Linked DNA regions of Homo sapiens: all the other regions are linked to region 1. A link is a loop called in an ENCODE intact Hi-C map of the cell type or tissue named here. Cell type or tissue: B cell. All regions are shown on one strand. Region 1 overlaps HS2ST1 (heparan sulfate 2-O-sulfotransferase 1). Region 2 overlaps ODF2L (outer dense fiber of sperm tails 2 like). Region 3 has its middle 80 kb from the start of SELENOF. Region 4 overlaps SH3GLB1 (SH3 domain containing GRB2 like, endophilin B1). Region 5 overlaps HS2ST1 (heparan sulfate 2-O-sulfotransferase 1).

Region 1 (5,000 bases):
GATACAGTACTTGAGAGATGTGAAACCCGTGTACAAGGGGTGACTTTCAAATTCGTGGGTTTCACAGGGCCAACGGAGGGACTTGAGTATGCGATTTTTATATACTCAGGCAGTCCGAGAACCAATACCCTGGACATACCCCAGGAACGACTGTAATCTAAAAAATTGGTAAGGCGATGTTTCTTTCCTTTTCCTTCCCCATTTATGGAGCATATGGCTATTAAGCTAAAAGATATTTGAGGATACTAGTTACATCTACAACAGTTCTTGATTACATAGATACATCAAAATACATTTCACCTAGGCTGATTTTGTTTAGGTATTTAAAATCTTGGAAAAATCTATGAAAAATTTTCACAATACTTTTCCCTTCAAATAACATAAGACTCACTATGAAAATATTCAAACGCTTAAAAATTCATGTCAGCATTTAATAAATGAGATTAATCTCTTCAAAAAGCCTTATTTTTTCAACTACAAGAACCTCAGCATATATCAGAGCTTTGTTCTAAGTATAAGACTTTGCCAAAAGCAAAAGCACTCAATTTATAATTTTAATAATGAAAACCTAGACTATTAGAAACCAAGCTGTGTGTGGAAAGAATAAATCATTTAGGTGAAAGGGTAACAAACATTCAATTCAAGGATAATGCAGCCCTGAGGGAAAATATGCACATGAACGAAGCTTATGAAATTGGTTCAATGCCTATGCAAAGAAAAAAATAATTAGTTTATTTTAAAGCTGCCTATAAAATATTTTCAATATTGCAGTATGAATTATTTATAGAAAAACATACATCTAACTTTAGAGCTACAATTTGATTGAAAGATCTTGAGTACTATGAGAGGAACTAGAAATAGGAACATATCACTTTATGTATGTAATATTTGGGTGATTCTTTTTTAATTACATGATTTCCCAAAAAGTTAAGATTATCAGTTTGAATCAGTAATACTTCATTCTACTTTTTCTTTTCAAAATTAAGTAAAACTGAGAGTGGGATATCACTTTTATTTTAAATTTTATAAAAAATGCCTTTTAAAGTTGACCAATATATCAAGGTGTGTTACTCTGAAATCATAATAGCTAATTTAAAAACTGAATAAACATGTCTAAGCTAAATAATAAAAAAAATTTTTTTAGTGTTTTTGAAGTTAATGCAGAATCTTAGGGAAAACATTTGGATTTGAGGTTTACTACAATGGTACTATGTGTACTACCAAAAAAGTTCAAATGTATCCATAAGACTGTTATGTTTGGAATATTAAGTTTAATTAATTTTCTGATTAATAATGTGGCACAGACTGTACAGAAAGCCACATAGTACTTGAATACTGTGAGTAGGCATATAGTTTTCTGAACCCTTCTTGAGAGAACTATTAATATGACAGAGGCCGGGCACAGTGGCTCATGCCTATAATCCCAGCACTTTGGGAGGCTGAGGCAGGAGGATCACCTGAGTCCAGGAGTGAGTGAGTGAGTGAGTGAGTGAGTGAGTGACAGGGAGGGAGAGAGAGCAAGAGAGAAGGAGAGAGGGAGAGAGGGAGAAGGAGAGGGGGGGTGAGAGAGGAAATCATGAATTTTTTTTAAAAAAGCCTCGTAATACATCATAATTTTAAAGCTAAAATAAGGTAGCCCAAGGGAAAGTGTACACTTCAGTATGTCTTGGGTGAGAAGCAGACACACTGGAGCACCAATAACTTAGTGAGAGCTTTTTTGCTTTCTCAATGATGTGGTAAGTCATAATCTGGCCTCTAGGTTATAACTTGAGCTCTCCTGAAGTAGTGTCATTCTGGTTGTACAAGGCATATACACACAATAATAATAAACTTTAAAGAGTAATAACTAATATGTAATTAATATAAGAATTGCCAATTTATGAACACTAGAGGGCAGTAAAACACTAAGAAGGTATATTTAAATTACAGATCTAAAACTGGCAAAGGCAAGACAGTACATTCTTTTATTAGAAAATCATAACAATTTAATGAATTTATTCCTTTTTAGGTTACTAGAGTACAAAGCATTCTTTAGCGTGTCATTTCAGTGTAACTTACTTTGCAAAATCCAAGTAAGAAACGTGTCCATGATAAAATCCTGGTTTCATCTCTTTCCAGGAAGTTATATTCTTTACAAAGCGCACCTAAAAAGGGAGAACACATTCATTATATACAATTTAAAGAAAATGAAATTTGATGATAGCAAAATATTTCCAAGATAGGAATTTAAAAACCTAAAACCACTTTTACAGAGCTTGAAACACAGGTTTGGACTAAGGAAAGTATACTGTAATCTGTAACTATTAAAATTCATCATAGAGACAGCTACTATCATTATACTCACAAAAGAGTGAAAGATGATTCTGAAAACAAAATGGCACAATGAAATCCTTTACAATGCTGTAGAGTGAGTACATTTACATAGGGTGGGAGGAGGGTCGTTGTGGGGGTGTATGTATCTACACCCTGCCAACACACATGCTAAAGCAGGCAATACAGGAACATTCCAGCATATCAAATGTTTTCTTCTCAGAGGCTTGCTGTTCATAAAAGTTTATTTTTATTAATGACTCAACAAATAAAAAGTAATATTTAAAACCAAAATGATTTTTAAAAAGGTGATGGTTATCAGAAGATATTTAAGAGTTAAGAGCAGATATCACAAGCTTGTTGATAAAAAGATTAATAAAATTAGAGATGTAATACAGGTCAAAATATTTAAAATTTCTAAATATTTAACTTATTGGAATTAACGTACACAAAAATTAATATGAAAAATTATATAAGTATATTTTAATATGTCTAAAACTGGTTAATATAGAATTTGATAAACCTAAGTATCACTAGCTGCAAAGCAGTGATATACAATTTCTCAATGGAAAATGGTATACATTTTTGATAAGCAAATCTCTGCATGATAAATAGCAAGTGGTTAAGAATCTCTTTTAGAACCTAGATAGAGTGCAGAAAGTGGGGGCAGTGAGGTCCACCAACCTGTACCGCACCGAAACCATCTGCAAGCTATGACTTCAGCCTCTCAAACACAGAACTGTCAATTGCATAATTCTGACAACTTATCAATCTTTCACTTACATCATAGAATAGGGGTAGTCACATGGAGATATTCTGGAACACTTCATACTACACTACACTCAATAATATCAATGAATGATGATAGCTGCCTCCTGTTAAAGGCCTATTGGTAGGTGAGGGAGGGGAAACAGTGCAGATATAGCTATATGTCAGAGAATGTGAACTAGAGAAAAATGGAAGAGTTCTGGGATAATTTATCTTTAGGGGAAGCATTAATAACTCACATACTAAGAGAAATTATGAAGCTTTTAGAATGGAAATGGTTATATGCCTTACTTGGCCTCTCAATACACATATACATCCTTAAATTAAAATCTGAAAAATGAATTGCAGATAAAAATTAGTTTGCATTAGAAAGTATACAATGTCATTTTAGCAGATATTTTCAATTTTTTTCCCCACTGAAACTGAAAGAGCCAAATAAATGTGATTTGAGGTTTTCATGTTCTTTCCAATTCTTCAACTAAGGCATCAAACAGAATGAAAATACCAAATTGCAAATGAAACAGAAACAAAATATAAAATTAAATAATCCAGAGCCTGCATCTTTAACATACTTTACATGCTGAATATGAAAAGTCTTTATAACTGCCACTTAATGGTAGATTATTTCCTATAAACCTTTGGTTCTATGAAAATCAGTTCTAGTATTTCAGCCAAAAATGAGAGGAAAAAAGAAGGCAAAGAGAATAAGGCATTGAAGATGGTGGCTAAAGTGAGCTTAAGATATATTTAGCAACTCACCTCTGTTTTCCAGAAGCTGAGATTTAATGTGGACATGGTGATGTAGGAGGGAAATGAAAGATGCTACATTGAGGTCTGAAAAAACAGTGTTATATAAACTAAACAGCAGGGAAGATCATATAGTACAAGCTTGGAGTATACTGTAGTGAAAGACGTGGGCAGAAGTAAGAGTCAGGTACAAATTCAAGTATTCTTTTTCCTCCAACAAAGCTTCCTAAGGATGGTCAATATTAAACTAAACCCTCTCCTGAGGATGAATGATATCTCATCCAATGTGTACCCTTCAACACAAAGTGAAAAAAGCCCAGGAAGCTGGATAATGTCTACACTACTGCAAGACTTCTCATTTCTTCTGGGTTTTCCAATTTATTGGCATATAGTTGCTCATAGTAGCCTCTAATGATCCTTTGAATTTCTGTGGTATTAGTTGTAAGGTCTCCCTTTTTATCCTGGGCTAAAAGTTTCTTGATTTTGTTTATCTCTTCAAAAAAACCTTCTTTTTTTTTCTTTTTTTTCTTTTTTTTTTTTTTGAGACGGAGTCTTGCTGTCGCCAGGCTGGAATGTAGTGACACGATCTCAGCTCACTGCAACCTCCGCCTTCCAGGTTCAAGTGATTCTCCTGCCTCAGCCTCCTGAGTAGCTGGGACTAGAGCACCCAGATAATTTTTGTATTTTTAAGTAGAGACGGGGTTTCACCATGTTGGCCAGGACGGTCTCGATCTCTTGACCTCGTGATCTGCCCGCCTCGGCCTCCCAAAATGCTGAGATTACTCATCTTTTTGTATTTTTTTGTTTCAATTTCATTTATTTCTGTTCTGATCATCATTATTTCTTCTATTCATTTTGGATTTGGTTTGCTCTTGCTTTTCTAGCTCTTTAAGATGCAACACTAGGTTGTTTATTTGAAGTTTGTCTACTTTTTTGATATAGGCACTGATTGCAATAAACTTTCCTGTTAGCACAGATTTTGCTGTATCCCATACATTTTGGAAGGCTGTATTTCCATTTTCATTTCTTTCAAGAAATTGTTAAATTTCCTTCTTAATTTATTGACCCACTGGTCACTCAGGAGCACGTTGTTTAATTTCCATGTGTCTTGCTATTGGTTTCTAGTTTTATTCCACTGTGATCAGAGAAGATATTTGATATAATTTCAATTTTTT
Region 2 (5,000 bases), 700 kb after region 1:
TTATTTGCATGCTGCTTGGTTTTATAAAGTTAGCCAATATTATCCAAGTTGTGAAATTCCTAATTCTTATTTTATATTTGCTCAAGAATCTTAAGAAGAAGGTATTTGAAAAGGAGGCCCATATCCAAGAACTTTCTTGTTTGTTTCAGAGTGAAAAGGTAAGCAAAATTTGAGCTTTTGAGCTTAATTCATTATATTAATATTGACTCCCTTTTTTTTCCCATCCTGGCCCCAACTCCTCAGAAATAAACACAGAAAAGTGTTTTGAAATTCTAGATTATTTGGATATTTTACAGGTTTTACCTATCAAATATAACATCTTAATTTTATTAAGTTTTTTTAGGGTTTTTATGGTGTTTGTCAGGATACTTGGCATAAATCACTTCATATAGGAACTGTTTTAAATTTGTATTGTGTTTCAGTTGGGGAACAAATTAAGGAATTTTAGTGTTTGTAGGAGCATTTTAGGTATACCCATACCTTTATTTAGAAAGATAGATGGGAATTTTAAAAAAGAAAGCCATTAAATAAAAAATGTTGGGGGATAAAACTTAGCCCTGGTTGGGCATGAAATACATTTGTAATAGGGGCGGCAGTTTATGTAAAGTAGTGCTTTGCTTTTTATCAGCTGTTTAGATTGTGCCTAAATCAGGGTAAAATTAAAGATATTGGGCTGGGGATACAGCAAATAATATGGATTTTTTTGGTTTTCTCTTTCTCTTTGTTACAGGCAAATACTTTGAAAGCAAACCGTTTTTCCCAATCAGTAAAAGTAGTACATGAACGACTACAGATCCAAATTCATAAAAGGGAAGCCGAGAACGATAAGTTGAAAGAATATGTAAAGGTTATATATAAATATATATCCATTTTTATAGCTTAAGTGATAAAATTAATGAAAGGCCATAAAGCCTTCCTTAGTTCTAGAATTTGGTGGTTTTAAAATACACAGTTGTTGACATGGGAAATACATATTTAAGGTAAATCTTAATATTTGTGGCCTAACTAAAGGTTTGGGTACAAATTTCAACATAAAAATGCTGTCTCTGTTTAATACCAATCTAGGAAGGATTTATGGAATTGAATTACTTTAAAAATCATTTCCACTTTATAGTTAATTTATATTTACTGTGGAAAATTTATAGAAAATAAATTTAAATATACCAAAATCATTGTTAACATTTTGGTGTACATTATTTCAATCTTTTTTCTCCATCTATACATATATACATACATACTTTCACACGTTTAACAGTCAATACGATGTTTATTTTTTGTTACTAATCGTAATAATTTTAAAATCAGCCCAACTTTGATGTTCACAAAATTAAGTAATTCCCTTATTAAACAACTTTGTAGGAGTATAATTAAGGGGAATTTTTTGGTTTAATTATTCTTTTGGAGTCAAAGTCACTTTGAGATAAGAATTTGAGGTGGCATATCATACAATATAAGGTAACTCTTTTTTTTTTTCCGCCAAAGGCAAAGAAGCAATATTCCCACCTTGAGAGGTTACAGAGACTCAAACTCCATTGAGTGTTGAGGACTTCTGAGTTAGATTTCTGTTTGGTTTTGCACTCCTGAATTATAGCAGATGTCTGCAGCCTGTAGCATGTTTCAAAACCATACTCGAGTTTGGGTGTGTGTGTGTGTGTTCCTTTAAAGGGACATAATGCGGGTTTATGGGGGATAATAAATTTTGTATGCTAGGGCACTGCAGATGAACTGGACTTGGTATTGCAGTGGTCTGTCATAGTAAATACAGGAGAACACATGTGATTGAATACATCTGATGTATGATTGAACATATTAGATAATCATCTTTCCCAATTTATCTTAAAGCGTAGTGGTTATTTTTTATAACCATGATAATTTGGAGAAAGAACATAAGGCTAAAATCCTAAAATTTTGCTATGAAATTCAACTATAATTTGAATTCAAATTCTTTTACCAAAATGCTACTGTTAAGAAATGATTAAAAGAAACTGTCTGAGTCTATGAATTTTTCTACATTTTCTCTCACACACTTTTGGATTTAAGGCATTAAGTGATTAAGGGGTTCAGAATTTAGTTCTTTTTGAGTTAGGTTTGACAGTGGTTTTTTTTTGTTTCGTTTTTGTGTTGTTTTTTTTTTGAGTATGAATCCAATGAACTCAATTTGGCAACATCAATCTCAACTTTTTAGTGTTGAGTAATTTGTTGTATTGAGTCTTTTAAAAATTTACATTATAAACCTCTGGGAACATCCCACAGATGCCTTCCACCAATTTTTCTTTCTAGATCTTTGTTATGTAGCAATTAGAATTAGAACGTTTTCTTATTTTCAGAAGAGACTGAGAATGATTGTCTGTATAAAATGTGACATGTATACAGACATTGCTTTGGAGATAGAAAAAGAAGATAATCAGCTTTATGTGTTCATTCATTTGGCAAATGAGAGGTTATTTTTAAATTATAAAAATAATTTGTCATTTCAGTATACTCCTTGATAGTGTATAAGTGTGGGATTTGATAAATCTGGTGAGAAGATCGTGTCTGGAACTATGTTCAAAAAGAAAATTTAGTTTCTATGTTTAGAAGTTTTTTAACCTAAGAAAGCAACTATTCATGGTGTGATGATGACACCGTGTGGACTTTTAGAGGAATGACAACAGTGTTTCCTGTGGGATGTTCCTTTGTCTTATGTCGACTTACTGTACTGCTGTTTTTCCCCAGCTACTTATGTTTTATGGGATTTTGTTTTTTAAAAACAATTTAAGAATGTATTGCTCCTTCTCTTAGTTTACTTAGTCACTCTTCAAAAAAATCAAATCTAAATCTTAATATATACTTCTTAATCTCAATTTTAGTGGCAGTTAAGAAGCTTAGATTTTGATGATTGTAGAGTTAAGTTGAAAAGTCCTAGGTTTAGCTTGTACTGTGACTCCTTTGCAATTTTTAAAAATTAAAATGGCTTTCTAAGGAATGGGAGACTAAAACTTATTCTGTGATAATTTCACATTCATTTCAGTATTACACAGGTTTTGAAAATGTAAAAACATTAAAATCATAAGTCTTTAATAGATACTTAATACTCAAATACTTTAAGTACACAGTCTTAAAATAATTTGAAATAAAAGCATCTGAGTTACCACATTAAATCACATCCCTCATCTACCCAGCCTAATATTCCGTCTCTCATCATGTCACCAAGAGGTATGCCAAAGAGATAGTCATGCCAATTAGTTACAATCACATTCAATGATAGAAACATGTCCTCAATAATACTTATCTTATGACTCTTATAGTCATTAATTTATCTAAACCTGTGTTTGGTCTTGGAATAATGACTTCCATACATTTACTTTATTGGATAAAGCAGTATTTTATTATCTTTAATGTAACTCTAGTGTCAGGGCGTGCCCCCTAAATCTAGTAAATTAAAATTTGGTAAAAAAATCTGTTTATCTCGTCTATAGCCTTCTTAAAGATTATAATCATATCTTTAAGATTTTGTCTTTCAAAGTGAAGAGTCCTAATATATTTGGGGAGCTACCAATTCCTTTGAACATTGGTACATATTTGGATTGTTTCTAGCTCAATTATGTTTTTTTAAACTAGTTTTTAAAACTAGTATGATGTATAATATTCTAGATGTGAACTAAAAAAACTATCTGAGTTAATCACAGAAGTTTTAAGGAAGTTAGTGTTTGTACCATAATCACTATAGTATCTTTGATAATGGTAGCATTAGTTTGATATAGGATTATATGTTTTAAATTTGCATCCTTTAACAGGTTATAGAGAAGCATTGGTCCCCAATGTGTAGAGGATTATTGTATTAGGCCATTTTAACATTGTTATAAATGCCTGAGACTGCATAGTTTATAAAGAAAAGAAGTTTAATTGGCCCACAGTTCCACAGGCTGTATAGGAAGCATGATTCTGGCATCTGCTCAGCTTCTGGGGAGGCCTCAGGAAACTTACAATTATGGTGGAAGACAAGTGGGGAGTGAGGCATCTCACATGGTGGGAGCAAAAGGAAGAGAGAGCAAGTAGGGAGGTGCTGCACACTTTTAAACAACCTGATTTCGCAAGAACTCACTCACTATCAGGAGAACAGCACCAAGAGGATGCTGTAAACCATTCATAAGAAACAACCCCCATGATCCAACCACCTCCCACCAGGCCCCAGCTCCAACACTGGGGGTTACAGTTTGACATGAAATTTGGGTAGGGACACAGATCCAAACCTATATAGTTTGGCTGTGTCCCTACCCAAATCTCATCTTGAATTGTAATCTTCAGAATCCCCATCTGTCTAGGGAGAGACCTGGTGGGAGGTGATTGGATCATGGGGGTGGTTTCCCCCATCCTGTTCTCATGATAGTGAGTGAGATCTGATGGTTTTATAAGGGGCTTCCCCCCTTGGCTCTTCACTCTTTTCTCTCCTGCTGCCATGTGAAGAAGGTCCCTGCTTCCCTGTCACCTTCTGCCACGATTGAAGTTTCCTGAGGCCTCCCTAGCCATGTGGAACTGTGAGTCAATTAAAACTTGTCCCTTTGTAAATCACCCAGTCTCAGGTATTTCTTTATAGCAGCGTGAGAATGGACTAATACAGTTAATTGGTACTGCAGAGAGTGGGGTATTGCTATAAAGATACCCAAAAATGTGGAAATGACTTTGGAACTAAGTAATGGGCAGAGGTTAGAACAGTTTGGACAGCTCAGAAGAAGACAGGAAGATGTGGGAGAGCTTGGAACTTCCTAGAGGCTTGTTGAATGGTGTTGAGCAAAATGCTGATAGTGATATGGACAATGAAGTCCTGGCTGAGGTGGTCTCAGATAGAGATGAGGAACTTCTTGGGAACTGGAATAAAGGTGACTCTTGCTATGCTTTAGCAAAGAGACTGACGGTATTTTGCCACTGCCCTAGAGATCTGTGAACTTTGAACTTGAGAGAGATGATTTAGGGTATCTGGTAGAAGAAATTTCTAATCAGAAAAACATTCAAGATATGAC
Region 3 (5,000 bases), 250 kb after region 1:
AGAACTGTGAGAGGTGTTCATACTCAGAGAAAGAAGGGATTATATCCATTGGAAATAAGGAGATAGTATTTAAATTGTGAAGGCCAGAGAGGATTGTTTGGGAAATATTGGAAGGGGGAGATCAAGTGTTCCAAGAGAACAATGTGTACTAATCAAGAGAAGAATGTGACCAACAGCCTGCCAGAAGGAAAGTAGAGAATGTGCCTCAGACGCTACAAAATAGTTCAGTTTGATTAGAATGTAGGTGTGGGAGACATCTGCTGTTTTTGTCATCCAACCACCACAATCATTCATTCTTTGAGTAGAAAGATGCCCCAAATTGTATTTGGAGAATAACCCCTCCCTGCTGTTAAATCTCATCAGGTGTGAGAGAGGTTGACAATCTTCAGCTTCAAGGGTAGGCCCTAATTGGCCAAAGTGATTGGTTCAGTGATGAGCAGGTGACCCAATTTAGACCAATGAGAATCAGACCCAAGACTTGTGTTTGAATGTGGCAAAGATTGAGTTAGAACTCAGCTGCGAGAATTCTCTTTCTAATGGACTGCGAATGGAGCCAGCACAGAAGAAAGACATCCAATGATAGAGTGAGAAATTCGTTCCTAATGAAGACATTTCTGAAGCTGAAGTATTCCTTGAGTATTTCATCAATCAACCAATTATTACTTTAACCAATACATTCCCTTTGTTTGCTGTGCCAGTTTTGATAGGGATTTCTGTGTCTACTTTAAAATACGTTGCTCAGGACAGGCGCGGCAGCTCACGTGGGTAATCCCAGCAGTTTGGGAGGCCAAGGCAGGCAGATCACCTGAGGTTGGGAGTTCGAGACCAGCCTGACCAACATGGAGAAACCCCGTCTCTATTAAAAATACAAAATTAGCCGGGTGAGGTGGCACATGCCTGTAATCCTAGCTAACTCAGGAGGCTGAGGCAGGAGAATCACTTGAACCCAGGAGGCGGAGGTTGCGGTGAGCCGAGATTGCACAATTGTACTCCAGTCTGGGCAATAAGAGCAAAGCTCTGTCTCAAAAAAAAAAAAAAAAAAAGTTGCTCAAAGAGTTGAATCTGAAGATCTCAGAGGATCCTTACTACCAAGATATCTTTTTGATTGCATGACCCGCCTGGGTTGGACTTTGATGTAACTTGTGGACAGAATGAGGATGATGCTGGTGCAGATCCCTTCTAACCCTAGGAAGCATCTAGAGTGTGTTGCCATGGAAAGAGCATGGACTTCAAATACATAACGTATTTGTGCTTGCTCCTTAGTGGCATGGTCTTTGGGCAAGTCACTGAATATCCCCTCATATGTATAATGGTGGTGACAATAATTCTTATTTCATTGGTTGGGGAATATGTAAACTACATAGTATGTAAAGTTCCTGGCACACAATGGGTATTCCGTAAAAGTTCACTTTTTTTTGAGACAGAGTCTCGCTCTGTCGCCAGGCTGGAGTGCAATGGCGCAATCTTGGCTCACCGCAACCTCCAACTCCTTGGTTCAAGTGATTCTCCTGCCTCAGCCTCCTGAGTAACTGAGATTAGAGGCACACGCCACCATGCTCAGCTAATTTTTGTATTTTTAGTGGAGACAGGGTTTCACCATGTTGGCCAGGATGGTCTCAATCTTCTGACCTCGTTATCTGCCCACCTCGGCCTCCCAAAGTGCTGGGATTACAGGCGTGAGCCACTGCGCCCGGCCAATTCACTCTTTTTATTATGGAAGGCAGCCAAAGAGGAGCAAGGCTTTTGAATTAGAGAGACCGGGGTTCAAATTCTGACTGTACTCTGGCTAGCTATATGACCCTCAACTAGACAGATGGTTGTTACAGGAGGACAGGGACCATGTCTGTCCTTATTCCTACTGAATGCACAGTGTCCCTAATAGGCATTCGGTACATGTGTAAATTATTTAAATTTTCTGAGTCTGAAATTTTTAAATTGAGTTAATAAAATATATAGTAAAAGACTGTTGTAAGGAATAAATAATATAACATACATAAAACACTTAACTGAATGCCTGGGCCACAGTAAGTGTTCAGTAAATAATAATAATTGCAGGTAATTTTTATTAAGTACTGACCACATGCCAGTCACTATTCTAAACTCTCTAAAGCCTGGATGACAGAGTGAGACCCTGTTTCAAAAAAAAAATTATAAAAAACTCTGCATATATTGACTCATCTGATTTGCAAAATACTCTGTTCCCATTTTACAGGTAAATAAACTGAGGCTCTATTTTTATTATCATTGTCAGAAATACTTTTTTTTTTTTTTTTTTGAGATGGAGTCTTGCTCTGTCTCCCAGGCTGGAGTGCAGTGGCGTGACCTCGGCTCACTGCAAGCTCCGCCTCCCGGGTTCACGCCATTCTCCTGTCTCAGCCTCCCGAGTAGCTGGGACTACAGGCACTCGCCACCACGCCCAGTTAATTTTTTTTGTATTTTTAGTAGAGACGAGGTTTCACCGTGTTAGCCAGGATGGTCTCGATCTCCTGACCTTGTGATCCGCCCACCTCGGCCTCCCAAAGTGCTGGGATTACAGGCGTGAGCCACTGCGCCCGGCCTCAGAAATACTTGATGCCATTTTGGGCCCCATGACTCGTGAATCCAGCTCTTTCTGTTCTTAATGTTTGGGTCTCTCGACGCATCTAATTCAGGTTCCATTAAATGATGTCTTATCTTTTTCTTTTTTATATTACTAGGAAAAAGTAAGCGTTTCTTTCTTTAAAACACAATGAAGACATTTCTCTCAGTCCTCCTCTTTCCGCCATGATGTCCAGGGGGTGAGGTTGGGCCGTCAGAGGTTCTGTTGCCTGGCAGGAACCCTTTAATTCAAAGATGGCCAACAACTCAATGAGCCAGCCGGCCTTTGCTCTCTCCTGGCTGAGCTGAAGCAGCAACCAAGGGCCTCCCATCTCCAGGTCTCTCGCTCTTGTTCTTTCCCTGAGTTGCCTGCTGCCATCTGCTGGCCATATTAAGTTAAAATAATCATCACGTTGATGTTTTCCAAGTTTCTAAATGAGGCTCTGACTGCGCAGGGACTCAGGCAAAGCTGGCTCCAGCCTAATTTCCATTCAGGAACAAGGGCCTCACCGGTCAAATCAGAAACACTCTCAGGCCATTATCTCCATCCTACAAATGTGCTATCTTGTCCAGCCTCACGTTTCATACTCCCTGCCCATCTCCCACCAATCCTCTGACATCCTTTATCCATTAGGCTTGCGCAAGACTCGTATTACCATGACAATCATCCACTTAAAATTTTTTTTTGGAAACAGTTCTACACAGAAAAATTATAAGAATAGTACAAAGAATTCCCCTTGATCCGTCTCCCAGTATCAATTTAAATTTTTTCAGTTGCCTCAGCAGCTCCTTTGTAGCAAAGAATCAGTCCAGGGTCATACATTGCTCCAGTTGTCATTTTTTTTGTTTGTTTTTAGTATCTTTCAATCTGTAAATTGCCACCCTATCCTTGACCTTCATAACTTTGACATTTTAAAAAGTTACATGCCAGGCATTTTGTAAAATGTCTCTCAATTTGGGCTTGTCTGATGTTGTCTTATGCCTCAGTTTAGGCATTTTTTGGTTAAAATATAACAGATGCTGTGTCTTTTCATTACGCATTTTTTGGTTAAAATATAACAGATGCTGTGTCTTTTCATTGCATACAATAAGATTGTACTATCTTATCTGGTAGTACACCCTTATTGGACTGTTTCTGATGGTGTTAATTTTGGTTACTTTCACTAAGATAGTATCTGTCAAGATTTCTCCACTGTAAACTTACTTTTTTTCTTTTGTAATGGTGTTAGTCTCCTATTGTTTTTGCAACAAATTACCACAAACTTAGTGACTTAAAACAACACAATTTTAATAATCTTACAGTTCTGAAGGTCATAAGTCTGAAAGGAGTCCCACTGGGCTACAAGCAAGGTGTCAGCAGGGCTGCGTTCCTTCTGGAGGCTCTAGAAGAGAATCTGTTTCCTTGTTTCCTCCAGCTTCTATTCCTTGGCCCCTTCCTCCATCCTCAAAGCCAGCAGTGTTGCATCTTCAAATCTTTCTCAGACTCTGACTCCTGTTTTCATCATCTCATCTCCTTCTCTGATTCTGTTGCTACTGTCTTTCACTCACAAGGACCCCTGTGATTACATCAGACCCACCTGAACAACTTCCCCATCTCCAGATCATTAATTTACTCACACCTGCAAAGTCTCTCTTGTCCTGTTCACAGGTTCTGGGGATTTGAATGGAGACATCTTTGAGGGGCTATGATTCTGCTCCTCAGCAACTTTGAGACTGTGGAAATTCCTGTTACTTACCCCACTTTCACACGTAAGTTTTAGCATCCTTTGATGCTTCCTGCCTAATTGTTGCTATAATTATTACTGATGCCAAATGGTGATTTTCTAACTCTATAACTCCTTTTACATTTATTAGTAGGCTTTCTAATACACAAAGGAAGTTTCTCTCCTCCCCCTTTATGGAATAATTCATTTATTTATACCAATGTGGACTCATGGGTTTCTTATTTAGTTCAATAGATTATGCTTTATTACTACTGGCATTTTTTGATGTATGAATTGTTGCAGATTTGACCAGTGGGAGCCCCTTCAAGCTGCCTTTTGTGTCCTTTTAACATGTCCTCATCTTGCTTGAACACCTCCTTATTTTTGGCCATAAAAAGATAGATAGTCTAGACTCATCTTGTAATTTCCCTGCCCCAATCCTGGAATCAGCCATTTCTCCAAGGAGGCCTGGTTCCTTTTGGTGGAGAGAGGGGTTTGCAAACCAACATCTGGGTAGTAGGTGTACTCATTGCTCCCAGTTCCTTTCAGTTGACAGAGCTGGAAAATACATGCATGTATATGCACACACATTTACATCTCTATTTCTCTATTTGTACATATTGAAAACCAAGAACTTCAATACCTCCAATTTCAATTCAACACCCAAGGGTTTGTTCAAGTTTTCTTCTTTCCATATTTATGCTTCCCTTGTGAGAAATC
Region 4 (5,000 bases), 340 kb after region 1:
GAAAACTGACCAGCTTGAGCAGCTTTTCAGGGTTTCTTTAAGAATATGGCAATTGAGAGTGAGTCAAAACATCTTGTACAACTATAAAACTGCAGAAGAATTTGTCTCATGGCACAGAAATAAAAGGGTAACTACTACTTTTAAAGTTTAGACTGTGAGTTAAATTGTCAACATGTTTACCAAGTTCTTATTAGGAGCTCTTAACACAAAATTTTAAAACGGTGTTTAAGTATTCATTTTTTTAAAAGTACCAAAAAGTATCATTTTAATAGCTTAACATTCCCTCAATAAATGAACTATACTTTTGTACTTCATGCTTAAGTTAGAGTAAATTGCTTTAGTTGTCAGAATGTGCTATGCTATCTTGGTTACACATCTTTTTATCTGGAACAGTTCTTCCCCAGACCCTCTCTCACTCCCAAAACTGGAGTTACATGACTCCCAAATACAGTACCTTGTATTTTCCCCATCACACCACGAATCCTACTATAGGATAATTGCTTAATTTTCTGTATCCTTTAATGGTCTTTAAGCTCTGCAGGGGCAAGAACTGTGTGCATATTGTTCAGGACAGTATCCCCAGTTGACCAGCACAGTATCTGGCCCTCAACAAATGTTTGTTGAATGAATGAATTAGAACAGAAGTCTTAACATGGAAACAATGATTTATAGCAATGGCCCCAACAGCAATTTTCTAGCTTCCAATGTGTCACTAATAATTTCATTAGTATGTGTTTCATAAGCAGAGATCCTCATCAAGATAGCCTGTGTTCATTAATAAATTTTCAATGTTTTAATAGTAAGCTCAGAGTGACCCAATTTATTTTGTTCGTATACAATTTATAATGTAGTTGCATTATTCCGTATTTGTATACAAATCTGCTGTTCAATAAGAACACATTCTCTTTACTGTACCACAGTACAGTAAATGGATCCAATCCCAATTATGCATTAAATTGTGCCAACTGAATAATCTTAAAAACTTTATGTTTAATGAAGTAAATTTGTCCTAGATTTTCTAGAACCTTAACTACAAATTTATCAGAGAAATACGGTATTGCTTTTCAAGAACTAGTTGTTCTTAAATTTAAAAGAAACCATTCAGTAGTGTTTAAAAAACCAAACAACTCTGAAAATAACCCATCAAAACATAATATTAAAATCATTTGATTTCTGTTGGAAAACCAGGTAAACATAGTTTAAATGCGTTTTTGTCTATGAAAGCATTCAGAAAATTCTACTTTTCACAAAAGAGGTTTATATCCTACAGCTCTTTTTAAGACCGAAAGTTTAAAATAAATTTTAATTTTATTCTTTGGCTATTATTTATACCTAATAAATGAGTCGCTGATATCAATTCACAATAGATTTATTTTACATAAAAGAAAAAGCTTGCTGTTAATGAAAAATCCAGTAGAAAACAGTTCTGCTTTAAGTTGAGGCTCAAAAGTAGAAGCTGCTTATTAGTGAAACCTCAATAAAAAGAGAATTTTGTAAGAAAACATTCTTGGCATGAAAGCTCTAACATAAATTCTGTAATGAAATATTTACCATGCAACTTTATTGGCAGAAAGGCCAGTTTCTGATGGCTGGTATTTTCAGTCTCTTAACACATTAACATGGAAGATACTTAACCTGCTTTATTTAGAGTTAATTGTATATAAATACAAAGTCATGATGGGCAACCTTTCCATAGTCCACCTACTTAATTGAGCAGTTCTAAGTAGGTAATTGGCACCTTGCCCTTCTGGTTTCCCCTTTCCCCCATTAGCCAGTCTGAATCCATTCCAACAACACTGAACACAGTGATCACCTGCAAAATAAAATACTTCCAGTTATTAACTACATTAAAAAAATAAACAAGTAGAAAACCAATCAGATTTGTATTTAATTTGTTTAAATTATTCACCAAAAGGACTTTAAACGTTATTATCAATTGTGCTGAAAAACAAAGGATTTATTTATTATTATTAGTTTTTTGAGGCAGGGTCTCACTCTGTTGCCCAGGCTGTAGTGCAGCAGCATGATCACGGCTCACTGCAGCCTTGACCTTTCGTGTTCAAACGATCCTCCCACCTTAGCCTCCTGAGTAGCTGGGACTACAGGCGCACACCACCATGCCCAGCTAATTTTTCATATTTTTTGTAGAGATGAGGTGTCGCTATGTTGCCCAGGCTGGTCTTGAACTCCTGGCCTCAAGTGATCCCACTGCCTTGGCCTCCCAAAAGTGCTGAGATTACAGGTGTAAGCCACCATGTCTGGCCTAGATAAAGGATCTTATTGGAGGGAGTTTTATACATCTTCAAGTTATTTGGCAGTTAAAAGTTTTAAATATTTCTATGATATTCTATTAAAGAATATTAATTAAAATTTTATGTTAATATAACTATCTGTAATCTATGAAACCATTTCCAAATAACTAATGAGGAATTTGCATTTTGTTATAATATTAGAAGGTATGTCAATTCGTGATATATTTTCCTTCTCATACCCACAATACTCACCTCATCTGCCAGAAGTGATAATTCAGTACTGTTTGCTGCATCATAATCATAGAGAACCCTGGCCTTTCTGCTGCCACTACACTCCTTAAGGTCACTGAGGTTGGAAGGAGAGGTGATTACTAGGCCACTTGTTGAAGCCATGGCAGAAGAACCAATCGCATTTGGTAAAACTGATGGTACAGGTGTCACAGAAGTCTGATTGTTGTTACTAAGATAATTGGATGGAAAACTGTTGAAAAGAAAGCAGCGAATTATTTATTTCCAAGTGACTAAAGCTCCTTAATACCACCACTCGGTGGCGCTGTTTACTTTCTACCAACCTTCACATTGGAAAAGATTTATAGATATTAATAATACGTTAATGACAAAGTATATCTATCTTCCTTTTCCCTCTTGGGCCAATTATACTAGAGACAATTCAGGTGGTATTCAAATATAAATCCTTGAAAGTCTGTTTCAAAACTGTCCTTATAATATTAACTTAAAATTAATGGCTATACTTTTTTCCCCAAAAAACTTCCATTAGAATGTTTTCTTAATCTTTTCTTTATAAATTACTAAATAAAAATATTGATGAAAAACTACTTAAATATTAGATACTACAAGTATGAGGCTTTCTTAATTTAATTCTTTGAGAAATATTTGAATAACTAAACCTTTTTTTCATAAACTGGTCCAATCACATTTTCCTATTCAAATAAAATATTTATTGTCATTTACATGTAAGTATTATTTACTTGTATCTACATGTTCAGCATGACTATGAGAAGCAGAAGACGTAAGATGAAATGATACTATTCCCTTAAGGACATACACATAGTGAGAAGGTAGACATTCAAATAATATGACTGCTAATTATCTCAATGAAATTGAAGACTCAATGGTAGAATAGGACAAATTTTACAAGTTCATTTGTGCTATTTTTTAGAAAAATTTTCTATTAGAAATTAGTGATTTTTGTGATTAATGTGCTCATAAATAATTTGAAGATAATTAGAATTTTCAGTTTATTTTAAGGCTAGTTTCCCCAATAATACCAAATATAAAACAGTACAAAATAGCTGGTCTGACATCATTCTAATTCAACCATTTCTAAGCTAAAAAATGATCTACAAAAATTCAAAGTTTTAATAAATTCATTAAACTAGAAAAGTCCTCTTTTCTCTTCACGAGCACTATACCATCTGGAAATCATTTCAGTCATCAGCAAAATTCCCTGTATCCTTAACCTCTTCTCTAAACCTTCCCTTCATCCTCCAGTGCTAGCGTTTATCTCCCATACTCCTCTTTTATCACTGAACCTAGAGGTCAATGGAGGAGTCTTATGTTCTTCATCACTGTTTTTAGACTCTTTTCCCTAAACAATTCTAGCCAATCCTTCAACTTCATGTTATTCAACTATAGCACATCATCTTTTCCTCCCACATTATCATATTTTATCATATTACATTTTATCATATTATCTTTCCTTCCCATATTACATTTTCTCCATCTATTGTATCATTCCCAACTCTTTAAAAAAAGAGATACCCAGTATCTCTTACTGCAATCACCTACAGATGCCTCATTCCCTTACTTTCATTTCTAGAAGATTTTATCACCTGGCTCACTGACATTATCTCTTACTTAATTCTTGGTGACTTTAATATCCAAATGGACAATTCTTCCAACCCTTTAGCCTCTTAGATCCTCGAACTCTTCTCTTCTAGTGACTTCATACCTGATCCTAGTTCAGCCACCTATTCCCACAGTCACATCTAGATCTTACCAATTCCAGTAACCACAACCCTTCCAATAATAATAGTTTCTACTATCCCATTCTTTGACCATCGCCTTTTTCTTTCAAGTGCTCTCACATCAACAAGCCTACCAGGGTCTATGATCCTACCAACACCTTCTTCATGTCCATAGTTAATTATTATAATAACTCTTAGATATGCTCTCATTTCTTATGCCACTCACTTCATTGTACTGATTTGGTAAAAACCTATTTACCTATTCAGTATCCATGCATCTACTTTAACAGGAGAAACACAGAAAAGCTTTGTTTTACATTCAATTTATGACTAGGAACCTCAAGTGGGTCCACATGCCACCTGGCAATGATACTACATTTCTCTACTCCATTCACTTTCACTTTCATTCCCCTGATGACTATTTCATACCCTCTTGCCCATCCTCAAAATTTCAGCAGTTCTCCCCATAACCATTACACTCAGTTGATGAGCTTGCTTCCTTTTAACTGAGAGGAAAAAAGAACAATCAGGAACTCCTTTTTTTTTTTTTGATACAGGAGTTCATTCCTTTTGCCCAGGCTGTAGTGCAGTGGTTCAATCTTGGCTCACTGCAACCTCTGCTTCCTGGGCTTAAGCAAGCAATTCTCTCGCCTCAGCTTCCTGAGTAGCTGGGACTACAGACATGCACCTCCACACCCAGTTAATTTTTGTATTTTTTTGTAGAGACAGCGTTTCACCATATTGACCAGGCTAATCTCAA
Region 5 (5,000 bases), 120 kb after region 1:
CCATGGAATGCTACTCAGACATAAAATGGAACAGAATAATGTCTTCTGCAGCAACTTGGATGGAACTGGAAGCCATTATTCTAAGTGAAGTAACTCAGGAATGGACAACCAAATACCCTATGTTCTCACTTATAAGTAGGAGCTACATTATGAGTATGCAAAACCAATCAGGGTGATGTAATGGACTTTGGAGACTCAGTAGGGGGAGAAGGGGAGGGGAATGTGGAATAAAAGACTACATATTGGGTACAATGTACACTACTTTGGTGAGAGGCAAACTAAAATCTCAGAATTCACCACGATATAATCCACCCATGTAACCAAAAACCACCTGTACCCCAAAAGCTCTTGAAATTTTTAAAAATTAAAAAATAAGAAATATAGTACAAATGGTTACATAATAAAGAGCTAGTTAATACGCCACTTTTAGAAACTAAAGATCCTAATACTCCTTCAAAGACTAAATAAGCCGGGCATGGTGGCTGTAATCCCACCTGTAATCCCAGCACTTTGGGAGGCCAAGGTGGGCAGATCACCTGAGGTCAGGAGTTCGAGACCAGCCTGACCAACATGGAGAAACCCCATCTCTACTAAAAATGCAAAACCGGCTGGGCATGGTGGCATATGCCTGTAATCCCAGCTACTCAGGAGGCTGATGCAGGAGAATCGCTTAAACCTGGGAGGCAGAGGTTGCAGTGAGCTGAGATCGCACCATTGCACTCCAGCCTGGGCAACAAGAGCGAAATTCCGCCTCAAAAAAAAAAAAGGAATGCACTCTATTATTTTTTTAAATGACCCAAACTAAAGTTTAGTAAGAGAGATTTGTATCATGGGTCAAAATGTTAAAAACAAAGTAGCTGCAACAGTATTCTTAACAAAATAATTAACAAACAAAAAGCATTATTAAAAAGATGATAAATTGGGCATGGTAGCATGTGCTGGTAATCTACCAGCTACTCAAGAGGTTTCAATGGTTAGGATCATTTGAGCCCAAGAGTTCAAGATCAGCCTGGGCTGTAAGACCTCTACCTCAAACAAACAAACAAAACAGGATGATTACAAATTGTATCTACTAACAAACTGTATTCAACAAGTTCATATTAAAGTTTTATTTCCCATCACGTTTCTAATCCAACTAAGAAATAATATCGTATGAATGCTTTACAAGTTTCAGAAAGTAAAAAAGTAAAACTTAGAAAGAACATTCCATAAAATTAGAGACTCCAATTTAAGAGCAATGCCCCCTAACCCTAACTGTTATAAATATTGTTCAGAATTCAGGTGGCTATCACCGGAGTAGGAAAAGTACCAAAGAACAGATAGGAGGAAAGGTAGAAACACAGAAGAGAGGAAAGAGAAGCATATTGTAGTATTTACAGGGTACATCAAATAGGAGTCCAATCAAAAAAACAGAAACCTCTCCATATATTTAATAGAAGACATAGCTACTAATACAGGAAATTTTCCAGCACACATTTGGACCATGGAAGGAGGAGCTCTCTGATAAGAGCTAAAGTCACAAAGGACAAGAAGCCCCTACCAGAGAAATAGCCTTTACCAGACATGACAACCAAAAAATACCCTGGCTTCTCCCTTCTACCTGTCCTCCAATCTTCCGCTAGTATCTGTCAATGGCCAAACTCATGCAGAAGCCTGTGGCTTGGCCCTTAAAACAGAAACAGAGGAAATGAAAATTGAGAAACAGAAAACCAAACAGGCAAATGATAACACAAAGTATCTTCCCAAAATCTCTTCTGGTATTAGTAGACACTACAAAGACCTTAGATCCTATTGCTTATTCATATCATTCCTTGTATAAACTATTCTTTTCCTGAGAGGGTAGAAATACTCCTGTATTTCTAACTTTAATGCTATTTTTTAAAAATCCATTATGATATCTAAAAATGTGAGGACTATATCTAAGTAGCACAAGCCCTTCAGGATTCCAAGGGTCATTTATCCTAGTGGTTAGATCTTAATCACTGGCTAGAGATTTTAATCCCCTAAAAAAAAACCAGCCTCCCACCTCCACCCCAAGACCAATTAAATCAGAACCTCCAAAAGTGGGGCCCACACAGTGGTAGTTTTCTTAAAACTCCCCAGAGTGATTCTAATACGCAGCCAGGCTTGAGAACCACTGGTTTATCCAAAATATTGCTGGAATTTAAAGGATTAAAAACCAAAATTTGCTCAACAACACCCTAAGGTCTCAGCCAGAAGAGGGCAGCAAGGAACTATTCTGGAAGGCCACAAAAGAAAAAATAAGATGCCCTAGTACCTTAGTCCCTTAGGAGCTGTGCAGAGGGGGGAAAAGCCCACCGAGGTTCAAGAATTTTGGGATAAATGCCATGCCTCAAGTGGGAACTAATGAATGAATGGTAAGGAACCAAGCAGAGATAAGCCCCCAAGCAGGGTAAGGTGAAGGAACAAGAGAGAGCCAGTAGATGGTCAGAAAAGTACCAGGCACAAAATGCCACTCAATTGTGCTCATTTTCCAGTCATCCTGATTTCCTTAGCTAATTACTTTGTCTTACTCTATTACTGAAAGATGCATAAAATCCTTTTTGAAACAAGTCTGAAATTAAGGGGATCACTTAAAATATGACCCAGACACACCTAATCTTGGCTAGCAGATCAGTCATTTACACACATTATCAGTAATACTACAAATGTATAATGTTTAAAGGAGATCTAGAATGAGTAAACTAGTGCAAATCTACCATGACTACTAGAAAAATAGCTCTAAGCACACGGGACATCATCAGTCTTCACATATGAAGAGAGTGTATCTACTATTACTAACATTATTGCTGCTAATCACAAAACAATAAAAACAAATAAATTGAACTGTGTAACCTTTAGGAACTCAGATTGGCACTGAATCACCTGTCACTTACTCATGATAAATAAATATACATGTGTGTCTGTGTGTAGAAAGGAAGCAATTACTAAAGAATATTCTTAAAGATATTTAGCTTTAAGATTTAATAAACACAGCTCTCCCTCTCCCTCTCCCCACGGTCTCCCTCTCTTTCCAAGGTCTCCCTCTGATGCCGAGCCGAAGCTGGACTGTACTGCTGCCATCTCGGCTCACTGCAACCTCCCTGCCTGATTCTCCTGCCTCAGCCTGCCCAGTGCCTGCGATTGCAGGCGCGTGCCGCCACGCCTGACTGGTTTTCGTATTTTTTTGGTGGAGACGGGGTTTCGCTGTGTTGGCCGGGCTGGTCTCCAGCTCCTAACCGTGAGTGATCTGCCAGCCTCGGCCTCCCGAGGTGCCGGGATTGCAGACAGAGTCTCGTTCATTCAGTGCTCAATGTTGCCCAGGCTGGAGTGCGGTGGCGTGATCTCGGCTAGCTACAACCTCCACCTCCCAGCCGCCTGCCTTGGCCTCCCAAAGTGCCGAGATTGCAGCCTCTGCCTGGCCGCCACCCCGTCTGGGAAGTGAGGAGTGTCTTTGCCTGGCCGCCCATCGTCTGGGAAGTGAGGAGCGCCTCTTCCCGGCCGCCATCCCGTCTAGGAAGTGAGGAGCGTCTCTGCCCGGCTGCCCATCGTCTGAGATGTGGGGAATGCCTCTGCCCCGCCACCCCGTGTGGGATGTGAGGAGCGCCTCTGCCCGGCCGCGACCCCGTCTGGGAGGTGAGGAGCGTCTCTGCCCGGCCGCCCTGTCTGAGAAGTGAGGAGCCCCTCCGCCCGGCAGCCGACCCATTTGGGAAGTGAGGAGCGTCTCCGCCCAGCAGCCGCCCCGTCCGGGAGGTGGGGGGCAGCCCCCGCCAGGCCAGCCGCCCCGCCCGGCCAGCCACCCCGTCCGGGCGGGAGGTGGGGGGCAGCCCCCGCCCGGCCAGCCGCCCCGTCCAGGGGGGGAGGTGGGGGCCAGCCCCCACCCGGCCAGCTGCCCCGTCCGGGAGGTGGGGGGGGGGGCGCCTCTGCCTGGCCGCCCCTTCTGGGAAGTGAGAAGCCCCTCTGCCCGGCTGTCACCCCCGTCTGGGAGGTGTACCCAACAGCTCACTGAGAACGGGCCATGATGACGATGGCGGTTTTGTTGAATAGAAAAGGGGGAAACGTGGGGAAAAGATAGAGAAATCAGATTATTGCTGTGTCTGTGTAGAAAGAAGTAGACATAGGAGACTCCATTTTGTTCTGTACTAAGAAAAATTCTGCCTTGGGATGCTGTTGATCTATGACCTTACCCACAACCCGGTGCTCTCTGAAACATGTGCTGTGTCCACTCAGGGTTAAATGGATTAAGGGCAGTGCAAGATGTGCTTTGTTAAACAGATGCTTGAAGGCGGCATGCTCCTTAGGAGTCATCACCACTCCCTAATCTCAAGTACCCACGGACACAAACACTGCGGTAGGCCGCAGGATCCTCTGCCTAGGAAAACCAGAGACCTTTGTTCACTTGTTTATCTGCTGACCTTCCCTCCACTATTGTCCTATGACCCTGCCAAATCCCCCTATGCGAGAAACACCCAAGAATGATCAATTAAAAAAAAAAAATACAAAAAAAAAGATTTAATAAACACAATTTTTCTGTACCTTCTGACAGAAAAATATGAAAAAAAATTCGAACTTTCTCAGGACTTTTTGTTTTTAGCTACTAATAGAGAATTAGCCCCCTGCTTTTAGCTTATCCAAAAATAAATACAGCAATACCACCTCTTTCTATACTACCACCTTTTTCTAGGGGTTGAAGACTAGAGGAGAATCACTACCTTGGAAGAGAAGAAATCAATTATCAATTGAAGAAATCAATTATTTTCACTTATGGAACTTACTGACTTTAGGCAATGGATATATGACTTCATATCTTTTAGAGAATGCTTGGGAAAAAAATAAAACTGTATGTTCCAATCCAAAAACTTATCTACAACTACCTATAACCTATATTTACTTTGAAAAAAAAATCTTATTGTACAGACTAGCCTCTCTTTTCAATGATCATTAGGAATCTCAGAGCTGTAGTTTTGTTTTGTTGTTGTTGTTGGTTTTTGTAATTCACC

What was found. A loop is a pair of places that touch in the nucleus more often than their neighbours do. Peaks named below come from ENCODE experiments on the same cell type or tissue, not always from the same donor. Only the 100,000 strongest peaks of a DNase experiment are listed, where the experiment ranks them.
Region 2: a loop joins it to region 1, with 14 times the contacts of the local background. A loop is called at or near these places in 28 of 110 quality-filtered maps.
Region 3: it touches region 1 in a loop (17-fold over the local background); 96 of 110 quality-filtered maps call a loop at or near these places.
Region 4: a loop joins it to region 1, with 4 times the contacts of the local background. A loop is called at or near these places in 2 of 110 quality-filtered maps.
Region 5: it touches region 1 in a loop (6-fold over the local background); 27 of 110 quality-filtered maps call a loop at or near these places.

The regions. Positions count from the first base shown.
Region 1 is chr1:87,081,338-87,086,337 of GRCh38, reverse strand. HS2ST1 (heparan sulfate 2-O-sulfotransferase 1) reads right to left here. Exons shown (of 7, transcript NM_012262.4): 3 at 2,059-2,144. Among named protein-coding and RNA genes, the nearest start is that of LINC01140, 46 kb to the left of the region's middle. In B cell, CTCF peaks have their summits at 1,692 and 1,894 (motif pointing right); a DNase peak (open chromatin) is centred at 1,887; H3K27ac peaks cover 269 bases.
Region 2 is chr1:86,378,089-86,383,088 of GRCh38, reverse strand. ODF2L (outer dense fiber of sperm tails 2 like) reads left to right here. Exons shown (of 17, transcript NM_001366781.1): 6 at 87-158; 7 at 731-847. Among named protein-coding and RNA genes, the nearest start is that of ODF2L, 16 kb to the left of the region's middle. In B cell, CTCF peaks have their summits at 2,426 and 2,640; a DNase peak (open chromatin) is centred at 2,618; H3K27ac peaks cover 426 bases.
Region 3 is chr1:86,831,736-86,836,735 of GRCh38, reverse strand. No RefSeq gene overlaps it. Among named protein-coding and RNA genes, the nearest start is that of SELENOF, 80 kb to the left of the region's middle. RefSeq lists an enhancer at 2,824-2,973. In B cell, a CTCF peak has its summit at 2,967 (motif pointing left); a DNase peak (open chromatin) is centred at 2,945.
Region 4 is chr1:86,739,941-86,744,940 of GRCh38, reverse strand. It overlaps SH3GLB1 (SH3 domain containing GRB2 like, endophilin B1), which reads right to left. Exons shown (of 9, transcript NM_016009.5): 8 at 2,505-2,733; 9 at 1-1,813. The coding sequence ends at 1,706. Among named protein-coding and RNA genes, the nearest start is that of SH3GLB1, 38 kb to the right of the region's middle. In B cell, CTCF peaks have their summits at 2,599 and 2,805 (motif pointing right); a DNase peak (open chromatin) is centred at 2,780; H3K27ac peaks cover 921 bases.
Region 5 is chr1:86,962,663-86,967,662 of GRCh38, reverse strand. The region is part of intron 1 of HS2ST1 (heparan sulfate 2-O-sulfotransferase 1); the gene reads right to left. Among named protein-coding and RNA genes, the nearest start is that of HS2ST1, 51 kb to the right of the region's middle. In B cell, CTCF peaks have their summits at 2,001 and 2,221 (motif pointing right); a DNase peak (open chromatin) is centred at 2,252.